Linked DNA regions of Homo sapiens: region 1 is linked to region 2. Evidence: chromatin loops called from intact Hi-C (ENCODE). Cell type or tissue: PC-3. All regions are shown on one strand. Each heading gives the region's core, and the rest is flanking DNA. Links, peaks and the distances in the headings are about the cores only.

The links. Hi-C counts contacts between places; a loop is a spot of excess contacts. Peaks named below come from ENCODE experiments on the same cell type or tissue, not always from the same donor. Only the 100,000 strongest peaks of a DNase experiment are listed, where the experiment ranks them.
Region 1: it touches region 2 in a loop (1.9-fold over the local background); 2 of 110 quality-filtered maps call a loop at or near these places.

Annotation. Positions count from the first base shown.
Region 1 is chr2:188,592,092-188,597,490 of GRCh38, reverse strand. GULP1 (GULP PTB domain containing engulfment adaptor 1) reads right to left here. Exons shown (of 12, transcript NM_016315.4): 12 at 1,565-3,551. The coding sequence ends at 3,480. Among named protein-coding and RNA genes, the nearest start is that of DIRC1, 200 kb to the left of the region's middle. In PC-3, for the core only: no CTCF peak of the experiment used is centred there; no DNase peak of the experiment used is centred there.
Region 2 is chr2:188,774,420-188,779,818 of GRCh38, reverse strand. The region is part of intron 1 of DIRC1 (disrupted in renal carcinoma 1); the gene reads left to right. Among named protein-coding and RNA genes, the nearest start is that of DIRC1, 13 kb to the left of the region's middle. In PC-3, for the core only: no CTCF peak of the experiment used is centred there; a DNase peak (open chromatin) is centred at 2,998; H3K27ac peaks cover 470 bases.

The sequences.
Region 1 (5,399 bases), core at 174-5,173, 180 kb after region 2:
AAGACAATGCTGTCTGCTACTTATGTAATGTTCATATTTCTTAAACTGTATTTCGAAAGCAAGAAAATAGACCATAAATGATTTTAGGAGGTGGCGTTCTTGCTAGATTAAGAAAATCCCACTTAGAATTCTAGAGAAATTATGCTTTTAGGGAGGGAGTTTCATTAGTGGATTATCACAGACCTTAACAACAAAAGATCAAAACATGAAATAAATGTACAAGAATTAAGGTTTGTGTCAAATTTGTGAGATGCACTTAGAAGGGTGAGATTTTAAATATTTGTCTGAAGTTATATAGGAAGAAGACATTTTCTGCATGAGACACAGGGGTCCAAGGGCAATTCCAACTGTGACCATCACATTTGTAAGTTCCCTATACAGGGTGTAGTTTAGGTGGAGTCTGAAATTCAGTTGTCAAAATTGACTCCAAGATTCTTCAAGTAATTTAACAGAGGATGAAGCCCAAAATCATGAGTAAATATTGAATCTGGAAGTATATGTGGAAACACTGGAATAGAAAAACATTAACAGCCAGTTTTTTCAGGGTTATGCTAAGTAACATAAAAACGAATAAAAAAATCAGTATTTAGAAATGCAACATATTATCTATCAGAAATCCTACTGAAAATACATTCCCATAATATTATTAAATTTTTTTAGAAAAATCCAAATCCAAAATAAAAGAACAAAAAGAGACGAAGAAAATTTTTGCCATTGGCCTGCTCTGATAAACTTCACACTGGATGACTGATACCTGACATCAGCTAGTACGAGGTACCCAGACTTAAACATACTTAAATACAAGTGTTCCTGAGGAAGTTTTTGGTTCACACAGTGTTGTGATACATATTCGCTTTTATTTATTCACTGATATGCTTCCCATACTTTTACTTTATGACAATAAACTGACTGAAATCAGAGATCCTGTCAATTTAATGCCACCTGCTAACACATCTGTTAGCAAACTTGCTAGATGTTTTCTTACCCCATAAAGTACATGTTATTCATATAAAGTGAGTAATAAATGAATTTTATTGAATGAATTGATGAATTGTTCCTTGGTGTTCAAAGGCTGTGCATGTGAGTCCCGTGTCCATAAAATACTTAACATCATGTTTTAAATTGATTCAAAACTTCTTCATGATTGCACTCTTAGTCATAATCCACATCCTATTATCAAGTTCCACCTTTATAAAACTATCAGCCAAGACACCCTTTTCATTACTGCTAAGTTAAAAAAAGCCTCCAGTTATGAAATTGATATTTACATAATACAGTTTTTGCACCAGATGCTTCTGGTAAAAGGAAGCAAATCATGACCTCTCTCACCAGCAGGATCAGTCCACTGTTTTCACAACTGAATGATATTTGCTCATAAAGCTAAAATGTGTGTGGGCTGCAAGAAATGAAGTTAAAGGTAAAGCCCTTTATTTCTTCTTTGCCTTTCCCTCTTCCTCCCTTTCTTTTATCTCCATTTATGATCAAGAAAATCTGTTACATAATTAGCTTCAGAATGTGTCTGTATTAATTAGAGATTATTTAACAAATGAATTATGCAATTTAATTTATTTAAAATCATTTATTTTCAGGAAAACCAAACATATCGTTGAGTTTACATAGAAATACAATTTTCAACCAGATCTTCATAAAAACGCACTGGAGAAATAAATGTTCATAATTAATGACCAGTTATGTACTATTTCATCATGCCAGTAGCAGAGTTGATTACCATTAAAAATTGGTAAAGTAACATATCTTAAATGTGCAAATACCATCTTAGTACTCCATTGTGTTACCATTGATAATAAATGGCCACTAAATATATACCTATTACATAAATCTTTTTAAAGTACAATAAAAATACAAATTCTATCTGTTAAAAAAAGCCACTTATATGGCTTCTAAACATCCTTATTATACAAATTCCAAAATACTATCTGACAAACAAAATTATAAAGACTCTTCTTTATGAAACATATATTGCCCTCTAATTAAGGTACAACTTAGCAGATAAAAGAAACTAAACAAGAAGGCTCATATATACCATATAACATTAAGGAAAAACACACAAATATATATTGCATAAGCATATTTGATTTCTTTTCCTAGTGAAAATGTACCTTTAACACTTGAAGAAAATTCCAATGAGTAAATGATAAATCTATTTTTGAGGGCTACCCCTACTCTAAGTCACATTTTCATTAATTTAATTTATTTATCTTATAATGTGATGAACCAAGTTAGAAATTTTGACCATAAATTTTTGTTTTACTGAGTACAAATTAGTCTGTTAGGTAAAGGGTAAAGGTATAGGAAACAAATATTTTTAAAAGTCCAGGTTCATCAGCACATCAATAATGAAATGCAAGAGAATTTTATTGCTCATGTTCAAGACTAAACTGAGCAGTAACTGGGTTTTTTTTTTTTTTTTGGAAAATGAGATTTTTGACTTTAACAAAACAAATACAGATTGAATTTACCAAATATTGATAATTCATGTAGAACGGGTGCCACAGATTTTAAAGTATCAAAACCAAGAGGGCATCACAAAATAAACTTTGGTGAAAAATATCTTCATCAAAGAAGAAAATATGAGAAGAGTAGTCCTTATGCAGTGAGGAGAAATATATTTGGTAAAGTAAATATGGGTAGTAGATACTGAATCTATAGATAGCATATATTCCAAATGTTTTTTAGGGAATATCAAATCAGATGATGCTTAGATGTTATAGTAATATCACTTATCTCATTTGGAATGAAATTTAATGTTTTTTAATAAATAGCAAATTTTCATTTTTTCACTACCTTTATAAAACAAATTAAATATTTAGAGTATAACTGATCATAACTAACATCACCTTGCATTTACTAATAAATACTCTAAATACATTTGGTTTATTATTGGAATTTATATCCTTATAATTTTACCTGCTAGAAATTAGTGACCTTGTGGCATTATGTTTAAAGTTTACATTTTCCCAGTGATGTGAACAGTATTTATACATAAAATGATATCTGTCCAATGAATAGTAACATGTTTGTTGGTTTAAAAACAGAACATGTTTAGTTTGACATTGGCATGTCTCTTCAGAATTTAAAAAGTTATCTTTAAGGTATGGCTTTTGGGAAATCATTAATAAACTAGCCATCTGGAAAATGAATACAAATTTCAAGATGCTAACTAAATAGAACTCAGACACAAGGCAGGTATTTGTATAATATGTCTTTCAATTACAAATTCATCTACAGTAGAAACAGAAAGGAACATAAAAGTATGATCTACTTTACAGTAAGCTGTTTTTAAAATAAAAATTACAGATCAATAGTGAAGGTGAGGAAATTTAACTGAGAAAATTTTCAAAATATTAAAATATTCAAAAACATTGACACATGAATAATACCTATCTTAAAGTAATAATAATAAATGACATGTGTATACAAACACATTTAACATGAATCAGGATTTCTTGTTCTTGATGTCAGCACCTACTGTCTAACGGGTCGAGACAAAATACTGTGCCTTCAAGAGTTAGTCCCATTTTGAACCCCTCCTGTAAAACAGAATAAAATAATTAATATCTGAAATGCTTACAGCAAAATAAAATCAGTGAATAAAAAAGACTATGCACTAAAGTTGAAATATTCATGCTTTGATCAACTAATAAATAACTATATGTCAAATGTTGACTTGCTGAATTTTTATATAGGTGTATAGCACTGGTAGTTCTTTCAGACCCATTAACACTTTAATGTTTTAAATCTATGTGAGGTTAGCATGCATGAGAGACAGAAGAGAAAACATAAAATTAAGATAAAGGTTTCTTTTTCAGAAAAGGCTAGTTACTACATCATTCTATTGTAAATGAAATCTGTTAGCTTTAAAAATTATTATTAATTTAAATATTATTAAGATAGTTAGGCTTCAAATTGATGAGAGGTTCAAGATAGCCTGATGATTTTCACCTTATTCCTGGTTAGCACTGACCAGAGCCCGGGTAAAATACTTCTTTTAAATGCAATGCCGTATCCTCTGTGGAACACACAACTGCAGATTACTTTGCCATGGAGAAAACTTCCCCTACTAGCCTTGCTGTTGCTTGTAGCGGACTGGCTTCTTTGACTCCTACTCTTCCTTGCATATTTTAGAAGTTAAGTTGTCTATGATTTATTGAGTATAAGAACACAATTGCTAAGAAAGTGTTTTTCCACCAAGATTTTGAATTAAAATAATGGCATAGGAGTCTGTCCTCCTTCACTCCAATCTCTTTTTTTTTTATTGCATAAGATAATTGAACTGTGGGCCATCTCCAGTCTTGCCACCTCTCCCCATTCCTACCCTTTCCTGTAAATCTATACACATTGGCCTACAAAAAGATGAAAAGCACAGACTTGCACTGATCAATGAAAGTGGAGGTTACATTGTAGGTCTCCTTGTAGAAGCAAATGTGGTAGTGCTCTCTACATACTCTACCTTTTTTTTCTTACTAACAGAACTGAAATGTTTCAGAAAGGTAATTTGTAATTTGGAGTGGCCATGCAACACATTATTGGCAAATAATATGCAGATAGCAGTGTATTCCTAAAGAAAACAAAATGTCTCCTAAAGGTAACCATTGGTTTTCACCTCTGCTTTGGGTGTTTTATTTAATTGGACTGACTATATCTACTTGTATGTTAGCTAATTGGGTATCTTTTTGCATCTCTCCAAATTACTTTTATTTAGAATAATTATGTAAATGTTCTTATCTTTCTATAAATCCAATGTAAACATCATCATATAGAGGAGGAAGGTAGTTACAAAGCTGTAAGCCATACTTTATTTGTTATTAATGTTCAAAGAATATTCTTTATGTTTACAGCACAGAGACTACTACTATATAGCAATTACAGTGATGTAATCATTGTGAAAGTTTTTCAAAATGTCTTTCCAGTACTTGGAATACAATCTTTATTTAGTTGAGTAAATATGAGACTACTTATCATTATTTTTTAAAAATCTATTCTTATCACAAAATACATTTTGCCATATTTATTTATATTTTTCAAACAGCCAGCAAATACTTAGAAAAATAAATACTTTAAACTAAAATACTGTAAGTAAACTTTTCTTTAAAATTATTTTATTTGGATATCTGAAGATCTGTATATTATGTCATCTTCTGGTATATTACAAATGGTAAATAGATGATACATTGATAGATAATGACAGATAGAAAGAGAGTTACATGTGGAAATGTTTGATACCATACGGTACTTTTAAATTTTATCAGTTCATTCTGCTAGTAAACCAGTATCACTTCAATTACCCTGAAAATACTATTTGTCAATGTGTTATCAATATTGGAAAAGCAGAATAGCAGCCAAAGTAAAACAGAGGTCAATCACTATTTTAATAATAA
Region 2 (5,399 bases), core at 293-5,292:
AGGCGGAGCTTGCAGTGAGCGGAGATGGCGCCACTGCACTCTAGCCTGGGCAACAGAGCGAGACTCCATCTCAAAAAATAAATAAATAAATAAATAATAAAATAAATAATTAAAAAATGGACTGTGCCAACTTATTATGGGACTAAATTGATACAATGACTACTTCTCACTTGGGCCAGTAGCATCTAGCGGCTTTTCATTAAGACTATAATAGCAGTAGCAAAGGGAAGTTTATAAGATTGTTATTTTTCTCTTGTTTGCCCCATTTGTAACCATTCTCATTAACCACAGAGTGCCCATCCTCCCAACAAAACAAAGACTATCCTGTGTGACTTCCTAGGCCTTCAGACTGAATAGGAGAATATCTCCTAGCATGACAATTAATCTAATTCCCAGGGAGGCCAAGTGCATGCAGCAGAAATTCAAGGCACTAAATATGTTTTTGAAATAGTTTTATTTTTGGTACTTCAAAAAACTTGAAGTAGTTTTTGGCTGGGTGCGTTGAATTCCAGCACTTTGGGAGGCTAAGGCAGGCAGATCACCTGCGGTCAGGAGTTTGAGACCAGCCTGGCCAACATGGTGAAACCCCGTCTCTACTAAAAATATAAAAATTAGCCAGGTGTGGTGGTGGTGTCCACTTGCTTCTGTAAGCCCACCTACTCAGGAGGCTGAGACAGGAGAATCGCTTGAACCCAGGAGGTGGAGGTTGCAGTGAGCCAAGATCACACCACTACATTCCAACCTAGGTGACAGAACGAGACTCAGTCTCAAAAAAACAAAAAATAAAAAATAAATTGAAGTCGTTTTCATGAAAAAAATTAGAAAATTTTGCATTCTTTACAAGTTACTTCATCTTTTTTTATTTTAAACCAAAGCAGGGAAAACGATAATCTTTTCAGTGCTTAGGGCTTCGAAACCTCTTTCTGGCTCTGTTTCATTTTCTTATAATGCTATTCAAGTTATTAAAAAATGACTAGATGTGATTGTCATTTTAAATAACAATGGTAATATTAATTCTTGAATTATTTTCAAATTCTGGTAAAAATGAAACTCATAGGCAAAACTTAATATTCTTTACAATTTATAATTTTATGGTTGTCCATGAATAAAATGTGTTTTAAACTTGTCACTGCTTTTAATCTCTGTCAGATATTGATTGGCCTAATTGTAACTTAATAGAGGCACTTTTTCACCCTTGACTTAAACTTCTGTTCACTTTTGTAGGTAGATTGAGTTTAACGGGAAGATAAGCTTCTCCTTAGAAATAGCAGCATTCACCATCTAAGTACCTCTGTATTAGTGAAACCAAACTCCTAAGATGCATATTATTGACTCCAGGAGGAACATACCACAGAAATCATTTTCTGCAGCTGGTTCTATGTTCTTGTGGTGTTGATTATTAGAATAAAATCAGAATTTGGGAATAAAATCATATTGTCTTTGCAAATAATAGCATCTTACAAGTAAATCTGTACTCAGCCTAGAAAATTCATAAATAGATGTCAAAATAATGGTTTCTTATGCAACCACTTTCATAGAACAATGTGATTTACTAAAGGTTCAGGGAAATATCCAAGAGATGACTAGAACAGAACCTCAAATAATAACAACGTTTAAGGGACTGATTGCAGGATTATTCTACAGAATTTAACTATCTGTACTCAGGGTGGAACTGCAGTGAAGGAGTAGTGTGCCTGTTGTTATTTTTATAATTTAACCCTACATTCCCAGTTCATGTGTTATAATGCTCAAGAAGTAACATTATAAATTTAATTTCAACTTTAAAACACCTTTAAGGTTATTTTCCAAATCTCAAATAGATCCAACAAGAGTTTCAGAAAATTCTTTTAAAAAATGTATTTCCATTTTTATGCTGTTTTTTTTTTAAAAATAGTCATACGATATCATATAATTTATTTAGAAATGCTCCCATATGAATGAATCATTTGAATTAAGATTGCAGGGAAGAATAACTTTTTTGAGTAACAATGTTATCTCAAAATTTAGCTTTAAAACTATAAATCCAGTTTATAAAAACTATATAAAATATTTAATAGTCTAGGTTGGTAAATACATATGTAAACCTCAGAATCTAAAGCTGTTTGAGTCCTACTGCTACTTACGACTTTGGTATACTTAAGTAAATTCTCTGTACTTACATGCAATCAAAGTGATTTCTAGAAGGTTTGCTTAAAGAAATCAGGTGCATTTCTTGAGGTCACAGAATGAGTACTCAACAGGCAGAAGGTGGAGATGGAAACTAGTTGTGGATATTTGCTAGCAATGATGAACGAGATTGTAATCCCTGCAGTCAATTCTAAAGTACGTATATAAGGAACACATTTTCATTCAGGGACACTTAATTTGTAGATCAATAGCAGAGTTTTGAATTATTTTTTTTCCACATTAGTGCCAAGTATTTTTCATCCTGAAGTAAGGCACTGAACATTTGTTCTCCAACTTCAAAATCAACCACTGCTTTTTTTTTTGAGACGGAGTCTCGTTCTGTCGCCCAGGCTGCAGTGCAGTGGCGCCACCTCGGCTCACTGCAATCTCCGCCTCCCGGGTTCATGCCATTCTCCTGCCTCAGCCTCCAGAGTAGCTGGGACTACAGGCACCCGCCACCACGCCCAGCTAATTTTTTGTATTTTTAGTAGGGACGGGGTTTCACCGTGTTAGCCAAGATGGTCTCGATCTCCTGACCTCATGATCCACCTGCCTCCGCCTCCCAAAGTGCTGGGATTACAGGTGTGAGCCACCGCACCCGGCCCAACCACTGCTTTTATAAAGCTTAGAAAAAAATCCCCATGTTCTTTCTCCTGGTGTTCAAGATTTTCCCATGGTTTGTCCATAACATATTCTCAATCACATTAGTCCTAAAAATTAGAGTCAAGCATATGTATTATCTGATATTTATGTGTATTCTACAAGTTTCTATCTCTTTGCCTAACAATGTTTTCTCTGATTACTTTCTGAATTCCAAGAGCATTACGCACATCCAATTCCAAGAGCATTACACACTTGACATTCTTTTCAAGTGCACATAGAATATTTTTTCAGGATATGCCATATGATAGCCACAAAGCCAGCCTTAATACATAAAGAAAATATAAAAGGATTGAAATAATCCTTTTAAAGGATTATTTAAATTAAGGAAATGTGCTCTCTAGCATAAATGAAATAAAATTACAAATCAATAACAAAGAAATTAGGGAAATTTATGAATATGTGAAACATAACACAATCCTAAATAATTAGTAAGTCAAAAAAGAAATCACAGAGGACATTAGAAACTATCTTGAGATGAATGGAAATAAAGACACAACATGCTAACATTATGGAATGGAGTTAAAGCAGTGCTTGGAAAGAAATGCATAACTCTAAAGACTTACATTAAAAATATATTAGTTCAAATTACCACAAATTTAGTGTCTTAAATTAATGCGAATTTATTCTATTACAGTTCTATTGATTGGAAGTCTCACTGAGTTAAAATCATAGATAGTGTCAGCAGGGCTGTGTTCTTTTCTGGAGATTCTACAGGGAATATTTTTTTTTTAAACCTTTTCCAGGAACTAGAGACTACCACATTCCATGGTTCATGACTTTCTTTCTTCACCTGCAAAACCAGCAATGGTGGATCCAGTCCTCACACATCATTCAGACCTCCTCTTCTTTCTCTTGCAGTTTTAAGCACTCTTGTGATGACATTGGATTTTCCTGATAATCCAGGACAATCTTATTTTCAGGGAACTGATGAACAGTCTTAATTCTGTCTGCAACTTTAATTCTCTTTTCTAGGTAACCTAACACATGCACAAAGAGATTAGGGCATGGATATCTTTAGGAACAAAATAATGACTTCCCATGAGATGAACCTTGAAAACATGCTAATAGAAGCTGGTCACAGAGGGACACATATTGCATATTTCCATTTATTTAATGTATCCAGAATAGACAATTCTGTAGAAGCAGAAAGTATGTTAATGCTTGCCTAGGCTGTGGGGAGGAAGGATATTGGAGGAGAGACAGCTAACTGGTAAGTTTCTTTTGGGGGTAATGAAAATGTTCTTAAATTGATTGTAGTGATGGTTATACAAATCTGTGAATTTACTAGAAACTATCAAATTGTCCATTTTAAGTGATGGAATTGTATTGTGTACATATCAATAAAATATAATTTTATTGATTATATGCATATAATAAAATTGTGTATAAATGTAGAATTACATATAAACACATGTCTTATCTTCCATAGTTTAAAAAGGAGTGATGAATAATGAGTCCGGGTAGAGTGGCTCACACGTGTAATCCCCAGCATATTGGGAGGTCACTTGAGCCCAGGAGTTTCTGACAAGCCTGGTCAACATACTGAGACACTGTCTGTACAAAAAATTTAAAAATTAGCCATACGTGGTGTCACACACCTGTAGTCCCAGTCACTCAGGAGGCTGAGATGGAAGGATTACTTGAGTCTAGGAGGTCAAGAATGCAGCGAGGTATAATTGTGTCACTGAACTCCACCTGGGGTGAAAGAAATATCCTGTACCCCCGCAAAGAAGGAATGATGAGCAATTATAGTTTCATAGTCACTCAGTAAACTACAGATAACGTCTTCACTACAAAAACAGTAGCATCAGTACCTGTTTGTTGTTAAAAATAAACCTCAAGGACGGGCACGGTGGCTCACGCCTGTAATCCCAGCACTTTGGGAGGCCAAGGCGGGCAGATCAGGGGGTCAAGAGATCGAGACCATCCTGGCCAATATGGTGAAACCTCGTCTCTAGTAAAAATACAAAAAATTAGCCAGGCGTGGTGGCAGGCGCCTGTAATCCCAGCTGCTCGGGAGGCTGACGCAGGAGAATCGCTTGAACCCGGGAGGCGGAGGTTGCAGTGAGCTGAGATAGCGCCATTGTACCCTGGCCTGGTCAAAAAGATTGAAACTCCATCTCAAAAATAAAAATAAACATACATAAATAAATAAACTTCAAACATTGAGATAATTTTAAATTTACATGCAGTTGTAAGAAATAATACAGAGTGATCCCATGCACACAGAAGCAATACAGAACTGTAGTACGAGACATGGCCAAGATACTGGAAATAATGTGGTGAGGATACAGTGGAGATTTACTCATATTATTCATTTTTTGTCCTATTAATATTTATTGTATCTGGTCTGTAGTAATAGGCCCTGTTTCATTCCTGATATTAGTATTTTTTGTCTTCTTATTTCTTTGTTTTGCTGGGGGTTTGAATATTTTATTAATAGTTTTAAAGAACAGGCTTTTTGTTTCATTGCTTTTTCTCTTTCTTTTTTTTCAGTTTCACTGATATCTGCTTTTATCTTTATTATTTCTTTCCTTCTAGTTGTTTGGGGTTTATTTTACTTTTCTTTT